Regions from separate parts of the Mus musculus genome. Here all the other regions are linked to region 1. Evidence: chromatin contacts called from ENCODE POLR2A ChIA-PET data. All regions are on one chromosome and are shown on one strand. Each heading gives the region's core, a stretch centred on a gene start or an enhancer-like site at or near the end of the contact. The rest is flanking DNA. Distances are from core to core; before and after follow the strand shown.

Evidence for each region. ChIA-PET counts read pairs that join two places held with the same protein, here RNA polymerase II (POLR2A).
Region 2: POLR2A ChIA-PET joins it to region 1 with 14 read pairs in embryonic stem cell. The contact joins the promoter of Wdr6 here to the promoter of Gpx1 in region 1. POLR2A ChIA-PET finds 5 or more read pairs at or near these places in 5 of 5 experiments (Patski and embryonic stem cell).
Region 3: POLR2A ChIA-PET joins it to region 1 with 12 read pairs in embryonic stem cell. The contact joins the promoter of Usp19 here to the promoter of Gpx1 in region 1. POLR2A ChIA-PET finds 5 or more read pairs at or near these places in 4 of 5 experiments (Patski and embryonic stem cell).
Region 4: POLR2A ChIA-PET joins it to region 1 with 13 read pairs in embryonic stem cell. The contact joins the promoter of Qrich1 here to the promoter of Gpx1 in region 1. POLR2A ChIA-PET finds 5 or more read pairs at or near these places in 4 of 5 experiments (Patski and embryonic stem cell).
Region 5: POLR2A ChIA-PET joins it to region 1 with 12 read pairs in Patski. The contact joins the promoter of Apeh here to the promoter of Gpx1 in region 1. POLR2A ChIA-PET finds 5 or more read pairs at or near these places in 2 of 5 experiments (Patski and embryonic stem cell).

What each region holds. Positions count from the first base shown.
Region 1 is chr9:108,337,786-108,340,485 of GRCm38, reverse strand. It overlaps Gpx1 (glutathione peroxidase 1), which reads right to left and starts at 1,406. Exons shown (of 2, transcript NM_008160.6): 1 at 928-1,406; 2 at 144-709. The coding sequence starts at 1,173. The coding sequence ends at 350. Rhoa (ras homolog family member A) reads right to left here. Exons shown (of 6, transcript NM_016802.5): 6 at 2,543-2,700.
Region 2 is chr9:108,577,286-108,579,985 of GRCm38, reverse strand. It overlaps Wdr6 (WD repeat domain 6), which reads left to right and starts at 1,273. Exons shown (of 6, transcript NM_031392.3): 1 at 1,273-1,492. The coding sequence starts at 1,393. P4htm (prolyl 4-hydroxylase, transmembrane (endoplasmic reticulum)) reads left to right here. Exons shown (of 9, transcript NM_028944.4): 8 at 147-270; 9 at 678-1,124. The coding sequence ends at 898.
Region 3 is chr9:108,489,263-108,491,963 of GRCm38, reverse strand. Usp19 (ubiquitin specific peptidase 19) reads right to left here and starts at 1,288. Exons shown (of 27, transcript NM_027804.4): 1 at 1,069-1,288. Lamb2 (laminin, beta 2) reads right to left here. Exons shown (of 33, transcript NM_008483.3): 29 at 2,590-2,701; 30 at 2,370-2,511; 31 at 2,011-2,187; 32 at 1,759-1,918; 33 at 1,434-1,680. The coding sequence ends at 1,544.
Region 4 is chr9:108,515,657-108,518,356 of GRCm38, reverse strand. It overlaps Qrich1 (glutamine-rich 1), which reads right to left and starts at 1,270. Exons shown (of 10, transcript NM_175143.5): 1 at 1,117-1,270. Qars (glutaminyl-tRNA synthetase) reads right to left here. Exons shown (of 24, transcript NM_133794.2): 24 at 2,416-2,561. The coding sequence ends at 2,511.
Region 5 is chr9:108,093,190-108,095,889 of GRCm38, reverse strand. It overlaps Apeh (acylpeptide hydrolase), which reads left to right and starts at 1,410. Exons shown (of 22, transcript NM_146226.2): 1 at 1,410-1,455; 2 at 1,531-1,663; 3 at 2,142-2,268. The coding sequence starts at 1,444.

The DNA.
Region 1 (2,700 bases), core at 157-2,656:
ACTGACCTTAACCATGTCCTGGGACAGGGAGAAAGAAAAGCATAAGGGGCGGGGAAAGGGACGTTTAGGCTCTGGGATTGAGTTCCTTATCCCTGACTATGAGGCTATCCAAAAGGTGACAATGACACAGGACACACAAACAATTCTGATATTCAGCACTTTATTCTTAGTAGTGAAACCACCTTTCATTAGGTGGAAAGGCATCGGGAATGGATGGGACCAGCGCCCATCTGAGGGGATTTTCCTGGAAATCAGGTGTTTCTCCGTGCAAATTTAGAGGAAACACCATCATGGAAGAACCGCCCCCCAGAGTGCAGCCAGTAATCACCAAGCCAATGCCAGGGCCGCCTTAGGAGTTGCCAGACTGCTGGGACAGCAGGGTTTCTATGTCAGGTTCGATGTCGATGGTACGAAAGCGGCGGCTGTACCTGCGCACGGGAACACCGTCGGGGCCCACCAGGAACTTCTCAAAGTTCCAGGCAATGTCGTTGCGGCACACCGGAGACCAAATGATGTACTTGGGGTCGGTCATGAGCGCAGTGGGGTCGTCACTGGGTGTTGGCAAGGCATTCCGCAGGAAGGTAAAGAGCGGGTGAGCCTTCTCACCATTCACTTCGCACTTCTCAAACAATGTAAAATTGGGCTCGAACCCGCCACCAGGTCGGACGTACTTGAGGGAATTCAGAATCTCTTCATTCTTGCCATTCTCCTAGGGAAGACAAAGGCATTTATTTATGTGCTAGGATTTCGGAAAGAATGTGCTTTTTAACTGCAAAACAGAGGTTTCCCGATGAGTCACCAGGAAGTTGCCCTCCTTGTATAACCGAGGATAGGCCTGCATTCCAGCTGTAGTACCAGAGGAGAAAGTAAGCGGTGTCCCGCCCGTGGGAGCCTAGAGCCCAAGGCCACCCATCTCGCCCCATATACCTGGTGTCCGAACTGATTGCACGGGAAACCGAGCACCACCAGTCCACGAGGTCCCAGACGCTTCTGCAGATCGTTCATCTCGGTGTAGTCCCGGATCGTGGTGCCTCAGAGAGACGCGACATTCTCAATGAGCAGCACCTTGCCCCGCAGGGAGCCCAGGCTCACAGGCTCCCCGCCCGTCAGCGGGCGCGCGGAGAAGGCATACACGGTGGACTGTGCCGCCGCGGAGAGCCGAGCAGCACACATACTGGAGATGTTGGGACTCAAACGTGGAATCCGTACTAGCGCTCACAGGGCCCTGCACCTCCTTTTAACTGGATGGTGCTGAGATCACGTGGCATCGCTTTCTTTCCGGCTGGCAGCCAGCTCTAAGTCTCAGGGTCCCGCCTTATCCGGCCTCTACCCTCCCCCCATCGAGGAACAGGGAAGAGGGTGCGGCCGGGCTAAAGCGCCTGGAGGTGCCTAGGGCGGGTCTGGTCTAGCTCCTGTAGCACTAGTCTGGAAGGAAGCTGCTTGCTTAGGCGGGGATCTTCCAGCTCTGTCTTACTCAACCGTTTCTTAATTAGTCTAGAGTCCCGCCTAGGAAGATGGCCTCTGGCAATAACAACGGCTAAAGCAGCTCACGCACAGCTCCCTTATATTGTGTAACTTTACCCACACGTTTCTAGTCATAAGGTTATAGGGTTTTAAAAACATAAGTTTAATTACACTTATTGTTTAATTAAATCGAAGGAGCATGCATGTTGAGGTCAGAGTTGGTTCTCTCCTTCCACTCGGTGATAATTTGGGAATTGAACTCAAGAGGAGCTGCGTCGCATCAGGTGGCCAGTGTTTTGTTTCTGAGACAAGGTCTCTACAGAGCCCTGGCTCGCCTGGAACTCCAAGTGCATGTTTTCGTTTTGTTTTGTCTTGGGGGGTGTCTCCATCTCATCAGTGTTTCTGTATGCAGTCTTGGCTGTACTAAGGCTTGTTCAGTAGCCCAGGCAGGCCTAGAACTCAAGAGATTTACCTGTCTCTTTGCTTTCATCCCGAGTGCTGGTACTAAAGGCTTGTACCACCCATGCCTGACTTTTTTTTAGTAGCACTAACAGCGCTATCAAAGGCAATTTCTTTTGGTTGTTTTTGTAAGGGTGGACAGCAGTGCAGGACTCCCTGCTCCAGACTCTAACCTAGCTCCTCTCAGAACACGTGCTTCTAGTGGTCCTAGATTCCTGCCCCCAGTGCAGTTTGGTCTTAGTCCAGAAAACCCAGCCCCTCATGTCCCCTCTATGACATTCCACTCCACTTTTTTTTTTTTTTTTTTTTTTTGTCTTTTTTAGACAGGGTTTCTCTGTATATCCCTGGCTGTCCTGGAACTCACATTGTAGACCAGGCTGGCCTCGAACTCAGAAATCCACCTGCCTCTGCCTCCCGAGTGCTGGGATGAAAGGCCTGCGCCACCACACCCGGCTTCCACTCCACTTTTTAGATTTGAACGTGTCACAGGGAAACCACTTCCATGTTCTTGGGAGGAGACAAAAGGTTAGTCTAGAAGAGGGAGGGAGTAGGAGGAGCTGGTGCCATTCAAGAAGCCTCTCCAGGGGAGTCTTTCCGGCGAAAGCAACACACAAGAGAATACAGGAAATTTAGAAAACTGCCTTTATTCTATTAGTTGGAAAAATTAACTGGTACAGAAAAATGTTTAGTCAGCTGGAGAGAAGAGACCCCCCCACCCCCACCCACTGCCACCCATAAGAACTGGTGGCTCCTCTGGGAGGCAACTTGGATACAGTG
Region 2 (2,700 bases), core at 24-2,523, 240 kb before region 1:
GGCTGGTAGGGCCTTGGGCAAGTGTGTACACACCCTTCCAGAGCTGGGACGAGGGCACATCTGCCTGTTTTCCCTCCAGCCAACCTTGGCTGCCTGGTCCTGCAATGGCAGGCAGTCCACAAACAGCCTCACCTTGTTGCCTACAGAGTCTGATTCAGGATGATGTCGATCTCCGGGACACTCGAAGGCACTGTGACAAGGGCAACCTTCGTGTCAAGCCCCAGCAAGGAACTGCAGTCTTTTGGTACAACTACCTTCCTGATGGGCAAGGTGAGGGCTTTACTCATGGCCAGGTCTTGGGCTTCTCTGAGGGAACTCATCTCTCCCTCCTGCTCTCCTGGAGGACTGTTCCTGTCTTCCATAGCCAGGGATTTCAAAGCACAGTAGCACTAGTACAGTATCTTCGGTTATCTCCGCCCACCGTCCTTGCGCACCAGCCTTCCTGCTGTCTGGGGCAGGGAAACTTCTCTCCACAACCCAGGCTGGGAAGAGCTATAGCCAAGCTCAGAAGCAAGGAAGCTTGGTTAATTTTAAGGGCCAGTATGTTGACCATGCCTTAGTGGGTGAGACGCCAAGTCCTTCCATGGGGATTAGATGTGTGCACAGCTCAGGCTGAGCCAATCTAGGGTTTTCCCCTCCCTAACTTGTCCTTTGTTCATGTCACCTTCTTACCCCAGGCTGGGTGGGTGAAGTGGACGACTACTCGTTGCATGGGGGCTGCCTGGTCACCCGCGGCACCAAGTGGATCGCTAACAACTGGATCAATGTGGACCCTAGCCGGGCACGGCAAGCCTTGTTCCAGCAGGAGATGGCTCGTCTGGCTCGGGAAGGTGGCATGGACTCACAACCCGAGTGGGCCTTGGACCGAGCCTACAGTGATGCCCGTGTGGAGCTCTGACGCAAGGCCCTGATGCGAATCACCCGCTGCCCAACGTCAAAGACCCTGCAGGTCCTCTGTCCTACTGCAGACTGAAGTTCTGGCCGACCTCTTGCCCTAGCCCTCCCTGCCTGCAGCCGCGATCAAAGGCGCAGTTCCTACATTCACGTTATTTATTGGTGTACAGCCTCCATGCTGCTCCGTTAAATAAAACTACAGGGCTTCCAGCCAGGGGCCGGCGAGCTAAGCGCCCGCTTGGGGGAGGGGAGGCCCACCGCCCCTCCCGGCTAGTCTCATGTGTGTGTGTGTGGGGGGGTGACTCTGATCCGGCCAATCAGGAGCGGGATCGCGTGGGGGACAGGGTCGTCATTGGACGTCCGCAGCCCAGCGCCAGGGCTTTGCTACCTGTAGCTAAGGGCTTCGGAGCTCTGCAGCGCGGCTCTCCAGACGGCTGGTTCTCGCGAGAACGCAGCTCTCTTCTTGTCCGTGGCAGCCACAGCAGCTCCAGGAACGTCATGGACGCTTTCGGGGACTATGTCTGGCCGCGGGCGACTTCCGAGCTCATACTCCTCCCGGTTACGGGTCTGGAGTGTGTTGGGGACAGGCTGCTGGCGGGTGAGGCTTGGTCGGCTCTAGTCGTGCTAGCGGGCGAAGAACTAGCCTCTCCCTGGGTGGTCGCACCGGACAAAGGGATGCCCTGGGGAGGAGGATGGGCAGCGGGCTGGGGACTGGCGAGGGGTGGGAGTGGGGGGAATAAGGCAGGTTCGGAGGTGGCGGGAAACACAGGCCGGCGGAGGAGGGCGGGGCTCGAGAGACAGTGGCAGCTCTTCATAAATTGCAGCCAGCTTGGAAAGGGTGGACAGAGACGCTTGAAGGTGTGGGGGACGCAGTCGTTCCATGTTGGGGGAGGGACGTTGCACCCTCAGGTGAACGCAAATGATCAAAACCCCTGGAGAGGAAGAAAAAAAAAAAAAGGGCAGCCTCAGGGGGTGTGGCGGGAGTGTGGCTTCTGGAGAGGGTTGAAGCTCCGCCCCCAAAGATGAGGGGGCCAAAAAATTGCTTTCTGAGTAGAGCAGTATCCAGAGAGGCTGGGGCTTAGGTTCCTCTGGAGAACCAACTGGGGGGTCTGAGCCAACTGGGTTAGTAATCACATGTCTCAGTGTCTGGTGGTAAAGGTCTGAGATGGCTCTGAGGTGCCAAGTGTCCTGGAAGCAGTAGGGCCTGATGCGAAGCCATCCTTTGGTGATGGTGGTGTTGGGTTTTACAAGGACCCTTGGCACTGACAATTAGGCCTTGGGTCAGCCATTATTAGCCTCAGCAGGGCTGCGTGTTTGTCTTGTGGTGAGGGTATATTCTAGAGTTGATGTGTGTGTGTGCGTGTGCGTGCGTGTGTGTGCAAGTGCAAACATTGGGTTGCTCCAGTGAGCTAAACTCTCTGGAGGTGGGACCGGCAAACTTCAGGAAATGAAATCCGTAGAATTTTGAAGAAAGAGACATTAAGAGAGGAGTAAGGTAATGAGGAATCCTGACGAGTCCGAGGAGGAGGAGATCGTGGGAAACAAACGGCTGCAAGATGACCAAAAGGGAGCTGAGAGTCCCATTCTAGAAAACGTCTGTGGGTTCTATACACATGTATGGGGGTGTAAGAGATTCCCCGGGAAGTATGTGGATTTGTATAGAGGGAGGCCCTGGACAAGCCCCTCTTGAGCACAAGTTAGGAATGTTCCTAACTCAGAAGACGCTAGCTTTGATTCTGCTGTGTTAAATGCTGTCCAGGTTCTTAATACCTGCACCTCATCTCTCCTCCCAAGCCTTGTTGCTTT
Region 3 (2,701 bases), core at 39-2,538, 150 kb before region 1:
AGCATCTAGTCTGCTTCCTGCCGGCTCCTATTTTTTGCCATAAACCAGCTCCTGAAACTTGATCTTTTGTTTCCACCTAAAGAAGGATCGATCTCTCTCTCCTCAGCCTTAAAGATTAGGAGTGGAGGCGGGTGGTGGTGGCGCACGCCTTTAATCCCAGCACTTGGGAGGCAGAGGCAGGCGGATTTTCTGAGTTCGAGGCCAGCCTGGTCTACAGAGTGAGTTCCAGGACAGCCAGGGCTACACAGAGAAACCCTGTCTCGAAAAAAAAAAAAATGAGGAGTGGACTCCAGTTTTAAGACACGGTGATAGGCTTAACAACGAAACAGACATCACCCCTGTCTCCAGGTTCCTTCCTTCATCATCAGCTCTGAGCCACGGAGGCCTGATCTGTTTCCCACCTGTGTGTGGATTCGGGCTCCCTCCATCCAAAGTGAAGTTCTCAAAACTAGTGAGGGTGGAGATGGAACGTAGACCTAGTACTAGCCCTGGCAGCCTCAAGCCCGGCTTGCGAGACGAAGGAGATTGAACTGTAGCCTGTGTTCCCTTAGGGGAGAGTGGGGTGATAAAAATACCCTTGGACGATAAGAGTGATGAGCGGAATCTTTAGTGACAGTCCGTCCAGGCCTCTGGGCAGAGCACCCGCCGTTTCCTCCTTACACCGAGGCCCGATTCACAGCCGGAATCCCTCCCCCATGCTCTGAAAGCCGTCGAAGCGGCAGAGAAACTATCCGGAGATCCCAGCTGGTTAGAGAAGCTGCGCAGAGTTACTGAACGCAGACCAACGCCCCGGCTAGGATGCTGCCCTCCTCCAGCCTCCGAATCCCAGGCCTGCCACCACCTCCTCCAGGAAGCCACCCTCGCTCGCCGCTAATCCTCTTAAAAACAGAGAGGCCGGCCACAGGGGTAGCATAACGGCTCGGTCGGCATCGGTAGGCCGAGCACGCCGCGAGGCTCGAGATGTCGGGGCTGGCACGGCCCGTGACCTTGAACAGGCCCGCCCCGGGCCAACCTTGCGGCCTTCCCCCGCTGCGGCCAAACCGGCGACTTGAGGCCCACACCACTCACCGAGCGAGACCGCCGCCACCAGCCCTCTTCGGGCCCTGGCAACACGCTCTCGATTCCGGTTCCGGCGTCGGGTCGGTTCCGGTTCCGGCGCGCCCCTCCCCCGTCCCGGCTCCTCCGCCACCGCCGCCTTCGCCGCTGCTTCAGCCGCTTGTTTTGTTTCGACTTCTAGCTACGGCTACGGGAGGCGGGGTGCCGAGCTGATGACGCACTTCCGGCAAGAGTGGGAGCTCTTGGTGAAGGGCAGCTTTGGGGAGGGCGGGAAAGGAAGAGGAGGGGTTCCGGTGCTCGGCCTCTGCTGGTAGCCTACAGCTGATGGCGTGTATAAAGGTCCTCCGCCCCTCCCATCAAAGGCCAGACAACACAGAGGAGGTTCACACAGGTTTATTGAAAGCTCTTGCTAGCCAGGAGCTCTTTAATGTGCGGACGATCGTGTGCAGAACAGTGCTTGGCGACAAGGCTAGGCCCTAGGGAGTGGTCACTGGCAGGTGTTGTAGATCTGGACCTGCAAGTTGATGGCCTGGAGCACACTGCGCATCCTGGCTTCCAGCCCATCCAGCTGGGCCGCTTTGCCCTCCAGTGCACGCTCGTTCTCCTCATATGTGCCCTCCAGCTCTAGAAGGGTCAAGAAATAGTTCAAGTCTTTTCTCACGCAAGCCCACCTTTCTAGCTCCCGCCCACCATGGTCCTCACCCTGTAGCCGCTGCAGCTTATCCTGAGCGGCCTGCAACAGGTCCCGAGCCTCATCCCGCAGTTGTTCTGCCCTGGCTTGTGCAGCCAGAACACCTTCAGCCTTCCGCTCTGCCAACGCCCTCACTGTTTGGTATTGGTCACCTACTTGTTCCCGTAGTTGCTGCAGATGTAAGAGGCAGGGTCGGTATACTAATTCAGTGGAATTCTAACTATAATACCCCTACCCCATCCAGAGGGCTTCGCCCAACCCACTTTCTCAGCCTCCCTGGCACGGCTCTGGGCACTGCCTGCTGTTTCTTCCGCTGTAGATGCTGCCAGGCTATTTCCTGCCCGTTTCAGTTTCAGGGCCTCCAGGAGGGCGTCTAATTGCCGAGCCCGCTCACCGGCAGAGTTCAGAGACTTCTCTGCACCTGCCATCCTCTCCTGGACCTGCCACAGAAAGGCCCAGGTTTAACAAATCCACCTTTAGTACCAGCAACTGAGAAGGAGAAGCAAGTTGATCTCTGTAACTTCCAGGCTGCCCAGGGCTACACAGTAAGACCTCCCTGTCCCAGACAAAGCAAGCCAGATCCTTAGTACATGCCCATCACCTCGTCCTAAGGAAGTCATACCCGCTGCAGGGTCTGCTCTGTGTTTTGTGTGTCAACCACTGCTCCCCAGATGGCACCCTGAGCAGCTCCTTGTGCCCTCTGAGCCTCCTCCAGTGCCGCTTGGACTGTCTCTGCCTTCTGTCTCTCACCCTCGGCCCGGCTCCTGAGGAAGAGGGGAGATCAGGGTCTACAGGTATCAGGACCAGGTTTCAGGAATGGGGACCAGGCTTGGGGGTCAGACCGTGCCCGGTGCGCATCTTGCAGTAGCTGTTCAGCCCGACGCACGTCGCCCATGGTATGGGCCAGGATTGTGTCCACGTCGGCCAGGCTTCGGACGCGTTCTGCAATCTCAC
Region 4 (2,700 bases), core at 21-2,520, 180 kb before region 1:
CAAGTTAATCAAGGTTAAGAAACAGCCCTTATCAAGAACAGAAAGGCAAGCCCCTCCCACCCACGCGGAGGTGGAAAAAAAAAAGGGGGGGGGGAGGCTGCATTTAAGTGAGGATTTAAAGCGGAATTTTAGAGCTCCGAGAGTTTGATACCATATACAGAGGAGGATCTCTTTCCGGAGCGCACAGAGGTGACGTGTATCAACTGCGCTTATGGAAGAATCGGTTCTAATGGAAGAAAAGCGGGGCCTGGTAATGGTAACCTTCTCTCCTCAGCACAAAGCACCAGTACAAGGTGAGGAAACCCATGGGGACCCAATGCCCTCTCCGGCCAGCAGGACTCGGTTTCCCAAGCAGAGCAGCACCCTCCCCAAGCACCCACCCAGTCCTTGGGCCTCGCTTAAGTAACAGCATTCTTCAGTTAGTACGAGCACTCCTGTCCGCCTCCCGGAGGAGCGGAGCCGCAAGCCAGACCGCAAAGCCGCTATGTTTCTCCGCAGACCTAGGCCACCGCTGCCCCGGACGTCACGAGGACAAGGGCCCAACCCTCAACCTTCCCCAGTCGGCAGGTCGGTCGTCCGCCAGGCCGCTCGCCCGCCCGCCCGTCTGCCCTCCTCTTGGAAGGGGCGTCCGGCGCGCACTCCGGACAGCGTGAGCGACCAACAGCAGGGCGCGCGCCGCAAAACCGGGGGGTCGCGGGGTGGCGCGCGCCCCGGAAGCCGTTCTAGCCCACGGGCCACAGCTGAGAGCCAACGGGGACGCGCACGTCGGGCGGCTACGCGCAACGAGAGGACCGCACAGCGCGCACGATAACGCACGCGCGCGCGCAGAAAAATGAGAAAAAAAAAAAAAAGAAAAAAAAAAGCCACGCTCGTGCGCGCGCGCCTCCGCGCGCCCCCGTGCGCCGCGCCCACCCGCCCCTCAGGCCCGCCCCTCCCCCACCCGTGGGGCGGAGGCTCGCGAGCCGAGGGACGTTCTCCGCTCTGAAGCCGCCCTGAGGTCGCCTGGGCCCAGCGGCAGCGGCCCGCCCGCCCCCGCCCGCCCGCCGTTGTGTAGGGTGGGCCTGCCGCCTTCGAGCCAGAGCCTTGCTGCGTCCCCGCCCTCACCAGAGCCCTCACCCGGCGACGTCACCGCCGCCGCTGCCTCCGTTCTACCCGCCGGCCCCGCTTCACCGCCCGGGGCCTCGGTTCTGCCGTCGCCGCTCCGAGACCGACAGGATTTTCTCCTCACAGCTCCCTGGGCGCCATCTTACATTCAGCCCTCACGGCCAATGGGAGCCGAAGGCCCTTCTCGCGAGAACCGGAGCGTCGGATCCCGCGAGAGCTGCCTGCCAGGCTTAAAGGGAACGCTGCAGCCACAGAGGGAACCGGTTGGAGTGGAGAGCGTACCCCTCGTTGTGGGAAGGAGCGCCACGCCCATGGGCACCCCTCCATGCGGGGCGGGGCTTAGGCCCGGGGTTCAGCATCCAGGGGTATTTTGCCCCTGCCCTGGGTCTGAAAGCATGCTTTTTGAAGCCACCTACGGTGTCCCGCTAGCGCCTCCTCTAGTTGCACAGTTCCACGCGAGGCGGGGCCGGGCCTAGCTCGGCCTCGTGGTTAAGGTGGCCCCCTTTCAAACCCCTGAACTGGGCGCAGCTTTAACCATTGTGCCGCGCCTGGGAAGCGCTCGGGGCGTTAGTGCACGGGAGAAAACAGCTTCAGGAACCCCCAGCACCACCTCTCATCTGAGATCGCTTTGCCACAGTCAGGTCCACCTTAAAGCAGGCCTTGGGTAGCCTAGTGTTTGTATACAGGGAAAATGTGGAAGGCTTTAAAGCTGCAGGCACTCACCTACAGCCTCACCAGAAGCTCCCAGCAACCCAGGGGGCCCTCAGTCTGGGGCAAACCTTAGTGCCTTCTGCACTTGTTCCTGTCCTAGCAAACTCTAATCTTCAAATTCTTCAGAAGTCAATTTCTGAGACGGGGTCCAATCCAAGGGCCAGCATAGCCAGGAATCTCATCTCAGCACCGTATAGACATCCAGGGAGTTTGCTGGGGTCCCCAAACTGGAAAGGCCACAACAGCATTCATGATTTATCTCACTATGCTTAAATAGTTGACAGGGCTTTTTTCTAAATGATCACACGGGGGGTCATGTGTCTCTTGATCTCTAGCCACAAAGACACAAACCTAGATCCCTCCATAGGACTGGTGACTGTGCAACAGCATCTCTGGGGTTCTCAGGTTTATCATAGTAAGTGCTGAGCTAATTCCAGCCATGCACCTGCCTTTGAGAACCAAGTGCAGTAGTGACTTTGTGGCTGGCTCTTTTCTGGGGAAGTGCATTCTTCCAGAAGACATATGAGACCCACCACTGCCAGCTAACAAACTATTTCTCCAGGGTCCTCAGATATTAGAAAGGCAGACAACAGAGAGACGCCAGAGGGATTTAGTTATTCTTTATTGAAACGGAGTGTGGAGTGCTGAAGGGCACCCCCAGCCTCCAGGATGAGGTAGGGCCACATGTATTCAGTTCATATTTTGCCTGGGTCTTCTTTTAGTGTGACAGTTCGGTTGAAGACAATCTGAAAGGCAGTAGAAGAAAAATGACCAACAACCCCGAACCGGGCTTCTTACTTCCCCTTCATCACCTAGGAGGTGAGGTATCATGGAGGTGAGGTACCAAGGTTGTCAATAACTCTGTAATTTCAGATAAAGGACTAG
Region 5 (2,700 bases), core at 161-2,660, 240 kb after region 1:
AGGCGGAGTCAACACCAAGCCATTCAAACATGACCCTCCAGGAAGGTGCAAAGGCTTGTCCTAAGCCACCAGACAGTTTTCAGGATCCTGGTTCCCAGGAGCTAGATGGGCAAGTGCTGCCCCCTGGTGCTATCAAACAAGCTTTACATCTGCCTACCTTGTTCGAAACTCCCCCCCCCCCCCCAGTCCCCCATGGCTGAGACTTTAATCCTTAGTATAGTCAAGAATAGTTCAAGCTGGATATCATAGCCCACACATTTAATCCCAGCTCTTGGGAGACAGAGATAGGTGGGTCTCTGTGAGTTTGAGGCCAGAACTACGTAGAGAAACTAAACAAATATAAGTTAAGCAGCACTAGAAAATAAGAAACAGAGATTAAAGAGTATCAATTTTGCCTCAAGTAAGAAAGAAAGCACTCATTCAAGGGGGCCCATAGCTGGTCTAAAAGACCAGCCACTCTCAAGCTATATGGAGGAGGGGGAGATACCTACTGTTGCCCAACCACTCTTGCTCTCTGCTGTCACCTAAGTCAACCTAGTCCTGTGTCGTGTGCAGGAGACTGTCTGCCTAGGCTCTTCTTTCCACAGCACGCTCGCTGCTCTTAGGTGAAGTCTGACCCTCCACATCGGCCCTTGGAGTAGGTTGAGACCCAGTCGGCTCACGATCCGCAGCAAGGAGCTTCTGAGAAGGGCGGGTTAAGGCTGTGGCAACAGATAGCTTTAGGGGCAAGTCTGGTGATTGATAAGCCAGGGTAGCACCCAGAGAGTTCAGCACCGCCCTTTGCCCGGCGCCCCAGGGCTCCACCCGGGAACCTAAGTTTCCCACTCCTAATCGCCTGGCTTGCAGTAGATGGGGAGAGCGCTGAAAGAGATCCCTGCGACTGAGGCGCCCCGCAACATTCCGCTTTCACAGACCCGCTAGTCTCTGTATTCGGTTCCCACCCGTCCCCGCCCCCGCCCCCGCCCCCTCATCCTTAAGGATCATTAGTGTTCCTCCGAAGCCCCACCCTTCGAACGCTCAGGGCTTTCTCTCTGATCCCGCAGCTTTCAGCTCACAGTCGGCTGGAGTCCAATCCTACTTCCTTCACTCCTCCCAGACCTGCCCTGTCTCTGAACACCGGCTCTGTATTCTGCTGCTATACGTCCGCCCTCACTCCTCGGAGCCTCCCCTCTCTAAAAATCCCAGGACTCGACTCCCTGATTCTGCCTCCCACTTGCCTAGTCTTCGACTGAATTTTTGTTTCCCGCTCCTCCCCTCCGGGCGGCTCCTTCGTAGGCCCCGCCTTCTTACTATCCAGGCCCCGCCCCCTGCCGACTGGCCGGAGCTTATACAGGGCCCTGCGGGTCCCAGGTCGCCACTGAGTGTAGCGGAAACTGGGGACCGCCTTAGGCCCCGCCCCCGGAGCTTCACTTCCGGGACTTAGCTGCTACCGAAAGACCGACTATGGAGCGTCAGGTGAGGGCTCGGCCCGTGGCCCCCGTGGCCTCCGTAGCCCGGGCTGAGCCTGACCCTGGTGTGTCCCCTGCGCAGGTGCTGCTGAGTGAGCCCCAGGAGGCGGCAGCGCTGTACCGGGGCCTTAGCCGCCAGCCTTCGCTGAGCGCCGCCTGCCTGGGCCCGGAGGTCACCACGCAGTATGGGGGCCTCTATCGGACTGTGCACACTGGTGTGTAGACCGAGGGAACTGGGTGGCGACGGGCCGTGCATCCAGGTGGAGAGATGGGGACTGTGGAGGGCACGCTGCTTGACACGGGTTTGGGGAGGAAACCCAACTGTAGTTCCTGCGCACAGGTGTTTTGGGGGCTGCACTAGCCTTACTGATAAATAATTCCGTAAATGAGTTGAAGGTGTGGGAGTAAAATTCAGACCTGAGTGCAAGGTGTGGGCCTCGCAGGACTCTCCGGCCCTTACATTCTACAACCCAACAACAGCTATGTTGCCCTTAAAATTCTGTGGTTGGTAGTGGGTTCTCTCTGACCGTCAGCTCAGGCTCTGGGAGCCTAGGCTTAGGTTATATTAAGTGAAGTGTTGTCCAGGCTATACTCAGGCTGTCCGGAGACAGACTGGGAAAGATAGGCCTTGATTGGTGGGCAGTGGTCCAAACTGGCCCAGACAAGTTGAGCAGCCCCCTGCCTCCCTTGCAGAGTGGACTCAGAGGGACTTGGATCGAATGGAGAACATCCGATTCTGCCGCCAGTACCTAGTGTTCCATGATGGAGACTCGGTGGTGTTTGCCGGGCCTGCGGGCAACAGTGTGGAAACCCGGGGGGAGTAAGTGTGACAGGAGCAGTCTGTAGACAAGACCGCAGCCACCTGCCTTGCTAGCCTTTCATAAATGTCGCCATGTGTCCTTAGGGTGTTGTGCTCTGTGCCTATCCCCTTCAGGGACAACTTTGGGTGGCTTCAGGGGAGCAAAGAGCAAGGTGCCTGACCCCTGAGAGCTTGTCTGGTCTCTGGAGACATGGCCTGATAAATACTAGGAGCTTCTTCTAAACTAGGGCCTAGGTCCCTAGGACTCTGGAGACAGTCGAGTCAGTAACCTAAGGAAGAGAAAAAAGGCCAGCCAGCTTGAGGCTGGGAGTGCTTCATGGGCTGGTATGATTTCAGAGTCCCAGTTAGCTGGGAGATAGCCTCCTGTGCGGCCAATTCTGATTTTATAACGCCAGACCTAAAAGGGCTTATAAAGAAAGGAGAGAGAGACAG